Regions from separate parts of the Mus musculus genome. Here region 1 is linked to region 2. A link is a contact called in ENCODE POLR2A ChIA-PET data. All regions are on one chromosome and are shown on one strand. Each heading gives the region's core, a stretch centred on a gene start or an enhancer-like site at or near the end of the contact. The rest is flanking DNA. Distances are from core to core; before and after follow the strand shown. Region 1 holds the start of Ier5l (immediate early response 5-like). Region 2 holds the start of Crat (carnitine acetyltransferase).

Evidence for each region. ChIA-PET counts read pairs that join two places held with the same protein, here RNA polymerase II (POLR2A).
Region 1: POLR2A ChIA-PET joins it to region 2 with 18 read pairs in Patski. The contact joins the promoter of Ier5l here to the promoter of Crat in region 2. POLR2A ChIA-PET finds 5 or more read pairs at or near these places in 4 of 5 experiments (Patski and embryonic stem cell).

Annotation. Positions count from the first base shown.
Region 1 is chr2:30,471,876-30,475,537 of GRCm38, forward strand. It overlaps Ier5l (immediate early response 5-like), which reads right to left and starts at 2,324. Exons shown (of 1, transcript NM_030244.3): 1 at 756-2,324. The coding sequence starts at 2,136. The coding sequence ends at 916. It overlaps Gm31291 (a long non-coding RNA gene), which reads left to right and starts at 2,433. Exons shown (of 7, transcript XR_003954013.1): 1 at 2,433-2,599; 2 at 3,200-3,403.
Region 2 is chr2:30,414,024-30,418,005 of GRCm38, forward strand. Crat (carnitine acetyltransferase) reads right to left here and starts at 1,725. Exons shown (of 14, transcript NM_007760.3): 1 at 1,289-1,725. The coding sequence starts at 1,315. It overlaps Ptpa (protein phosphatase 2 protein activator), which reads left to right and starts at 2,027. Exons shown (of 10, transcript NM_138748.5): 1 at 2,027-2,309. The coding sequence starts at 2,279.

The DNA of each region.
Region 1 (3,662 bases), core at 1,074-3,573, 58 kb after region 2:
GCTGACCAGGAGCTAAGCGAAAAGTCTCCAGCTCAGTCGGCGGTCCGGGCCCCTCCCTCCCCCGGGGATCCAGGTGAAGGAATCGACTTCCTTTTTTGTTTAGTGAGGACCGCAGTGCTGGGCATGATGGGAAATGTAGTTCGCCCTGCTCGCCCTCCACCCCTTTCCCAACTGTGCTGAGAGTGTCAGGGTGCCCCCCCCCCCCCCCGCCCGAGTCCGCGAGGCGGGTGGAGGAGGGGGAGGAGGACGGAGCCAGAGGGGCGGGGAGAGGAGGGGTTCTAGACGCCCAACCCGGCAAGAAAAGAAAAAAAAGTTGAAGTGTTTTCATTTCTGCCTTCTCATTTTGAGAACTTTGGAGGCCGCCCCCAGAGAGGAAATGTGACCGAAACGTCCCTTTTGGAGATAGAGTTTGCCTTTGTTTTTTTGCTCAGGGTTTCACAAGACCCGTTCCTCACCCCAGAAAGGCACTCAGGAGAGCGGAACGTCGGGCTTCCCGGCTCTTGACAACTGATTAGAATCGGCGTCCGGGGCCCCGCGCCCTCCTGCGTTGCGCCCCTGGCGCGCCCGGGCACCCAGCCTCGCCCCCGGCGGCCGGGCACCTCCTCCGGGCAGCAGCCCTGCCTCACGTGGCAGGCTCCTCGCTAAACACCACTGCAATCAGTACAATAAAAAGGGGGGGAAAAGAGTAAGAGAAACACAAAGCATACTTAAATAGGCGCTTTTTCTCTGCAAAAATAAAGTCCAAGATTTTTAGATTTTTTTTTTTTATTTTACAATTTATAAAACATCAGCCTCTGCTCGTCCCCAGCTCAGCCCCGAGTGGCCAGGACCCGCTCGCTCCCTATCGCCCCTTGGCCGAGTCTTTGTCTGGCCCCAGCCCCGCGGGGCCCAGGGTCCCCATGCCCTCGGGGGTCCCTAGAAGGCGACAATGGCTCGAGTCCAGGCGCCGAGGCTGGCGAGCGCCTGCTTGGCGCACAGCTGCCCGTTGAGCGGCGGCGGCTGCTCCGAGGAGTCCGGCTGTCGGCTCACCAGCCCCGAGAAGCCCGAGCCAAAGATGGAGATCAAGTTTGAGATGTTGGACGCGTCCGGGGACGAGTCCGGGCAGAAGTCCTCGAAGCGGGCGCGCTTACAGGGGGCGAATGGGGTACCCCCGGGGGGCTCGGCTCCCAGGTCGCCCGCGTCCTCTTCGTCGTCCTCTTCCTCCTGGCCAGGGTAATACTTGCGCTTGCAACCAGCGGCGGACGCCAGACCGGGTCCCGGAGCGCCCTGGCCACAGCAGGGGCAGTGGGCGGAGGCGCAGCAGTCCTGGTGCAAGTAGCCGTTTTCTACCGTGGTCACCACGTGAGTGTCCAGGTCCAGCACGGTGGTCTGGCTGCTGCAGTGCACGCCGAAGTCCGAGGGGGCCGGGTACGCGCCCCGGTAGAAGCCAGTGGATGAGGAAGGGGCTGTAGAGGCGGGCGGAGAGGAGGCAGCGACGGTCGAAGGGGCAGCCCCCGGAAGCACCGAGGGCGCAGAGCAAGCGGCCGGGACGCGAGGGTCCCGCGGGCAGAGCGCGGCGGGCGCGGGCGGCGGCAGCGGCGCGGGACCCGGCTGCAGCGGCTCCAAGTGCTGCCCGCGGTGGGGCGCGCCGTGCGGCGGCTGGAGCGCAGCGCACCCGGGCAGCTCCGAGAGCGCCCCCGCGCAGCCCGCGGGCGCCCCGGCCACCGCCACCGGCGCCGCCGCCGTGCAGCCCCTGGGCGCCGGGTGTTGGTGTTGGTGCAGCTGCTGCTGGAGGTGCAGCTGGTGAAGCTGGTGGAGCTGGTGCAGCTGGTGCCGGGCAACCGGCTCGCGCGCCTCCGCGTCCCCGCCGCCGCCAAGTTGGAGCGGGCCGAAGTCGGCCGCGCTGGCCGGCATTCCGGGCGCCGCGTAAGCGAGGTGCTGGTGCTGGTGGTGGGGCGGCTGCTGTTGCTGCTGCTGCTGCTGGCGCCGGTAGAGCTCGGCGTAACGCTCGCTCAGGTAGAGCTGGCGCGCGTTGCGGAGCACGTAGGACACCAGGAGGTTCTTGTGCAGCTTGATGCCGCCGCGCTGGGTCCGGGAGCTGTGGATCTTGCGCAGGGAGATGCTGATCAGGCTCTGGGCGTCCAGGGCGCACTCCATGCTCCCGCGGAGACGCGGGCGGCGGAGCAGCCGCCTCTGGTGCTGCGAATGCTGCTCCTTGCGTGTGTCTCCAGTTGGTCGCCCGGGCGAGCCAGGCACAGGGAACCGAGCCCGGGTCGGCGGGTCGGCGACACTCCGAGAGAAGTCGCCACCATGCGTTGCGCGCCACCCGCAGGCTCACGCTCCCCAGACGGCGCCAAAGCAATGAGCCTCCGCCGGCCCCGGCCCCAACTATTTAGCTGGGCAGCAGCGCCCCGCCCCACTGTAGATTAGCCAATAGAAGCGTGTAGAGCCTTCCGACTGACAGCCACTGCCCTCCCCGGGACCACTTGACTGGCCAATCAGACCAAGGCGGTTCCTTTGTGCTATTCAAATAACGAACGGACCCCGGGCCTCCAACGCCGCCGTTGCCTCGAATGTTCTCCTGGGGCCGCGGCACCTCGTGGGACTAGGAGCCTCCGAGGTAGTCTCTCTCAGCTTTGGGTCGCCTCTTGGGAGCCACGTCGAAATTCGTAGCTTTCCTGGACGTGGCTCCTGCGAGCTGGGGGTCGGCTCACCTGAGCGCAGCGGAGATGGCTCCGCCCCCTTCCGCATGGTTGGGCCTCACCTGCGGCAGGTGCGCGCGGTTCCCCCGCTTCGAGCCACGCGGCGCCTCCTCTTTTCCACCTGCCACGGCCGGGGGCAACCTGGGCGAGCTGAGCCTTCTTCCAAGAAAAGCTGAGTGGGGGGCGCACCTGAGAACTAGAGTGCTGTCTTGGAAGAGAGGGTTTGGGGCCTGATTACCTGATGTGTTAGCCCAGGGGCCTCTGGGAATGGTCACGGAAGGGCCTCTCTTTCTGTTTGACTCAAATCCCAGTGATTTTTGATCTCTAGTAGAGAAGCTTTGTGATCGTGAGACTGCCTGGGTGGGGGGTGGGGGTGGGGGTTTGGGCTATGAACCCGCCCCAAGCTTCCTCCTCTTTTGGGAGACCTCTTCTTTCCTGACTTAATATCAATGACAATAGAAGCCCTAAGTGCCTAGCTTGGATCTCTTACCAGAAAAGTCTGAATTTCTCCCTTTAAGGTTCTTGGAGGCCAAGCTTGAGACCGCTTGAGTGGAGCAACCTGTTAAGTTTTGGTCCTTACCCTGAGCCCCAGGAGTACCCAGGCCAAGGACTTCTCCACTTTTAGATTCTTATTCTGAGTTATCTACTGACCAATTGAGGACAGAGAGCAGAAAAGAGAGAAGATGCCTGAGAGTCCCCTTGTACTGAGAAGCTTAAAGAGAGTAAGAGGGCAAGGGTGGGTGTGGGGGGCCCAAGATGCCAGCCGCAAGCCTCATCCACCGCGTTTAAGGTTCCTTTTAGTACTTAGGTCAGAAAATTGGCCCAGGCAGAGTCCAGGGCTGGGCCCTTGAGTGGGACTGGGGGATGGGGGGGGGGGAGTGGGGCTCTTCTGAAACCCTCTGTCTTTGGACCCTCTCAGCAACTCTGCCCCTTGGCCAATGTCTCAAGAAAACCACTCACCAATTGTTTCTGTAAGTGGTG
Region 2 (3,982 bases), core at 475-2,974:
TCAGGCGTGAAGGGTGGTGAGGCAGTAGCCACTGGCGTGGTAGCATCTAAGGCTGGAGCAGTGGTAGCTGTGGGGCTGCAGATGCCGCTCTGCCTCTCGCTAGCCTCCAGAAGAGGAGGAGTAAGGCAGGTAAGTGGGCTGGAAGTAGGTACTGAGGTAAGAGGAGACTGGGAGCTCTCTCCTGTCTTCTTTAGATGGGCCCAGTGCCAGGGAGGCAAGCCAAGAGAGGTATTAAAAAATCCACCTGTCAAAATCTTCATAGATCTTTTTGATGTGGGAAAACTTGGCTGGAGGGTGGAAACAGGCTGGCCGCTAACCTGTGGCCCTGAAATCAGCCCTGCTTGGGAATGGTGCAAGACAGGAGATGCCAGGGAAGGGCCACTAGTGGACAACCAACGATTGCCACACACCTGCCCAGCTGTTTCCCTTCCAGACCTCAGGGCCTTGGTGGCCACCCCTCTTTTGGTGGTTTGTTTGTTTTTTCTAAATGAGTTCTGGATCATCCAGGTTGGGATCAATAGTGGGGGAAATACACTTTTGTGCTTCTGCTGTGAGTAATAAGCCAAAAGACCCCATTTGGGCTCAGTTTATTAGCACAACCATGGGATTTGATTGTCTCCTTGTTTCAGTCTCCCTAGCATTAAAATGCTTATGCAGTAAGGTGGTCCCAGAGGGTGACGGAAGGCGGGACGACTTGGAGGAGGGTCTCAGGTGCTGCCAGGACTCTTAGTAGAATCTCAGTCTTAGCTGCCAACCCAGTGTCTGACAGGGCAGTCCAGTTCACAGCTGGATAGACAGCCTGAATCAGAGAGGACAGGAGCTCACCATTAGGATAGCTGCTTTAGATAAGGATGGTGAGGGGCAGCCTGCCACCTCCTGCCTCCTCCTGCCTGTTTGGGGGATTTTCAGTACTAGTCTCCACCTGAGGTTCTCTTAGCAATATGCAATGGGGAGGGTGGGCATCTGATGAACTCAAGGAGACTGGGTAGGCTTGGAGAAGTGGCTCTAGTCGGGCAGAAGCATAGCCTAGGGCTGAGCTCTCTAACCAGTAGCCCCGACAGGTGTCTGAGTCCGAATAACTGGGAGCATTAGGGAGGAGTGGAGTGGAAAGGTACAAAAGACTTGAACCTAGGTTTCTCAGTCTTCTTCTGGGATCGAACCCACCCCTTACCTGGTCTCCTTTATCCACCTTGCAGATCGCACCCTACCAGCCGGTCTGGGGTTTTCTTGACCGTTGCTGGAGGCCCGCCCGTCTTGTCCCGTCCATGGCCCTGCTGGGCGAACTCACCACGGTTCTGGCAGCAAAGGCTAACATCGTCCCAGTCTGTTTGCGGACACTTGGTCCGCTCCGCCCCTCGCGCTGGGTAAAGACTGCGCCACTGCTGGGGTGCTGGGGTCAGTGGGTTCGCGGCTCCGGTTCTAGGTTCAAGGTCGCCGAGTCACTGCCGCTAGCCAGTAGAGGCGGCCCCGCGGCCACCGGGCCCGGCGGGCTGCCGGTGGGGCAGGACTCACGGGGCGGAGCTTTGGTGGCTCGCAGTCCCCGGCCGCTCGCCCCGATCTCGGGGTGGGCCCAAGCCGGGGAGTGGCCGCAGAGGGCGGGGCTTGCGGAGACGGACCTCTAGCTCAGCTGTTAGCAGCCCGGCGCTGGGCTCCCGTCACGGGGTCACAACGGTAGGCGCTGTCCCGCTCGTGCTCTCCGCCTCCGAAAGCCACCTTAGCTGTCGAGGCGGTCACGTGCGTTCAAGTCTGACTGGTGTCCTTGAACGTCACTCTAGGAATGGCAGGAGAACACAACTGTTGACTGGGGACTGTCTCAGATTGCTTGGGTGGAGGCATGCACAAAGAAGATGACAGGTGGCCTTGCTCCGCAAGAATACTGCTGCCATACCTATTCCCTCCATCACCCCTCACCAAAACAAACAAACAAACAAACAAACAAGCAAACAGAACCCGACGCCCCGCACAAACATGGCTGCCAGCGCCGCAGTTGGCTTGCAGGCGGCAGCCGTTAGTGCGCATGCTCCTCGGCGCCCCGCACCAAGATGGCCGCTGCCTCGGTCGGCGCGGCCGCCGCGAGACGGCCGTTGGTGGGCATGCTCCCTGAGTGCCTCGCACCGGCATGGCTGCCGCCTTCGCGCGAGTGACTGTAATTCTCGGCTTCCGGTCCTAGCCAGTCAGCGCTCATTTCCCTGCTGGAAGCTTGGCGGAGCCGGGGAGAGCTGCGGGGTGAACATTGAGAGGGACCGGCGAGCATCCGCTCCGGCTCCTCACGGAGAAGATGGCCGAGGGCGAGCGGCAGCCGCCGCCAGGTAGGGCGGTTGGAGGGCCCGGGCGTGCGGGTGGGAAAGGGGTGTGGCTCGGGGGGTCTCCCGAGTCTGAGGAGCTCTGGGGACGGAGGAGGCAGGGCTGACGGCCTGGGCTGCAGGCGGGTGGCGGTGAGGGCGACCCGGCCAGGGCGGGCGGGCAGAGCGCGGTCAGGGGAAAGGCTCTGGACCTGGGGGCAGAGTTGCCTGGGGTCGGGGCGAGAGGGATCCAGGAGGCTGCGTTCTTTATGAGACTCCGCTCGGGTGGACCTGGGCCTCGCTCGGACGCCAGGCTCCTTCATGCATGTCCTGCCCACCCTGCATGTCTTCCCTCCCTCCGTCCCTCCTTCCGTCCTGCAGGCTTGGCTCTGGGGGTTTCAGTATCTGCAGAGTTAATTGAGAGAAACTGCCCACGGTGTCTAAACCACTAATTTTAAGAGGCTGTTTGTACAAAATGAGAGGGTTGGTGGCATCGTCGTCTGTAACTTTTATTTACACTGTGGCCTCGTTGTGGTCCATCTCAAGTAACTAGGGCAGAGACAGAGGCCAGATGCTCCAGTAGAGACCCCCTTTCCTGGAGGAGGAGAAAGCAGTTTGCTGACTCCGTGTAGTTAAGAAGGACTGGAAAATTCTTACAGAGTGGCTAGGTTGGCTAAACTCAGCTCGTACTTTGATAGTGTTTGATGTACCTTCCACCACACTTCCTTTTTTGTGGTCCCAAAGAAAGTCTCAGGAGGAAGAAAATTTGAAAATCAAAAGAAGCACCATTTTTGTGGCGCCCCCCCCCTAAATATATGAACACGTGGAATTCAAAACCAGACATTTATTTTAAGTTATACAAAATCTCTATGAATGTGTCGTTTTTGTTTGTTTTGTTTTTGTTTTTCGAGACAGGGTTTCTCTGTGAAGCTCTGGCTGTCCTGGAACTCACTCTGTAGACCAGGCTGGCCTCGAACTCAGAAATCCACCTGCCTCTGCCTCCCATGTGCTGGGAGTGCGCCACCACTGCCTGGCCTTATGGATGTGTCTTAATCGACTTTAGTGTTGACATCAAGACATAGATAGTAGCTAGCACTCGGGAGGCAGAGGCAGGTGGATTTCTGAGTTTGAGGCCAGCCTGGTCTACAGAGTGAGTTCCAGGACAGCCAGGGCTATACAGAGAAACCCTGTCTCCACAAAAAAAAAAAAAAAAAGAGTAGCTATCAGGCAGGCAGACTCCTTTTGAAATGAGTGTCTCTGAAGATGAATAGGGAAGGGACATTGGGGACCAGAACCTATGTACTAGAGGGAAAAAACAAACAACCAAACAACCTTAGGAAGGTTGTGGACATTTTTGAGTTACACAGACTATATGGCAAGTCACCATATGTGTCCTTTAGTAGACGGAAATTGAGCCACCCGGGGCTCAGTAAGAGTGCCTGCTGCCAAGTCTGGCAGCCTAAGTTCCATCCTGGGAACCCACGCGTGGGAGAATGGAACTGACTTGAATGTTGTCCTCTGACCTCCACTCACATGCTGTGTGTGGCACACACACACACATACATACATAATTTTAAAATAATTTAAAATGAGGTTTATCAAACTTTCCTCATGGAGTTGTGGTCTGATGTGAGCAGAGTGTTTGGGTGTGGTGAGTACTCACTGGATGCAAACATGTCACATCTGTCACATATGGGAGG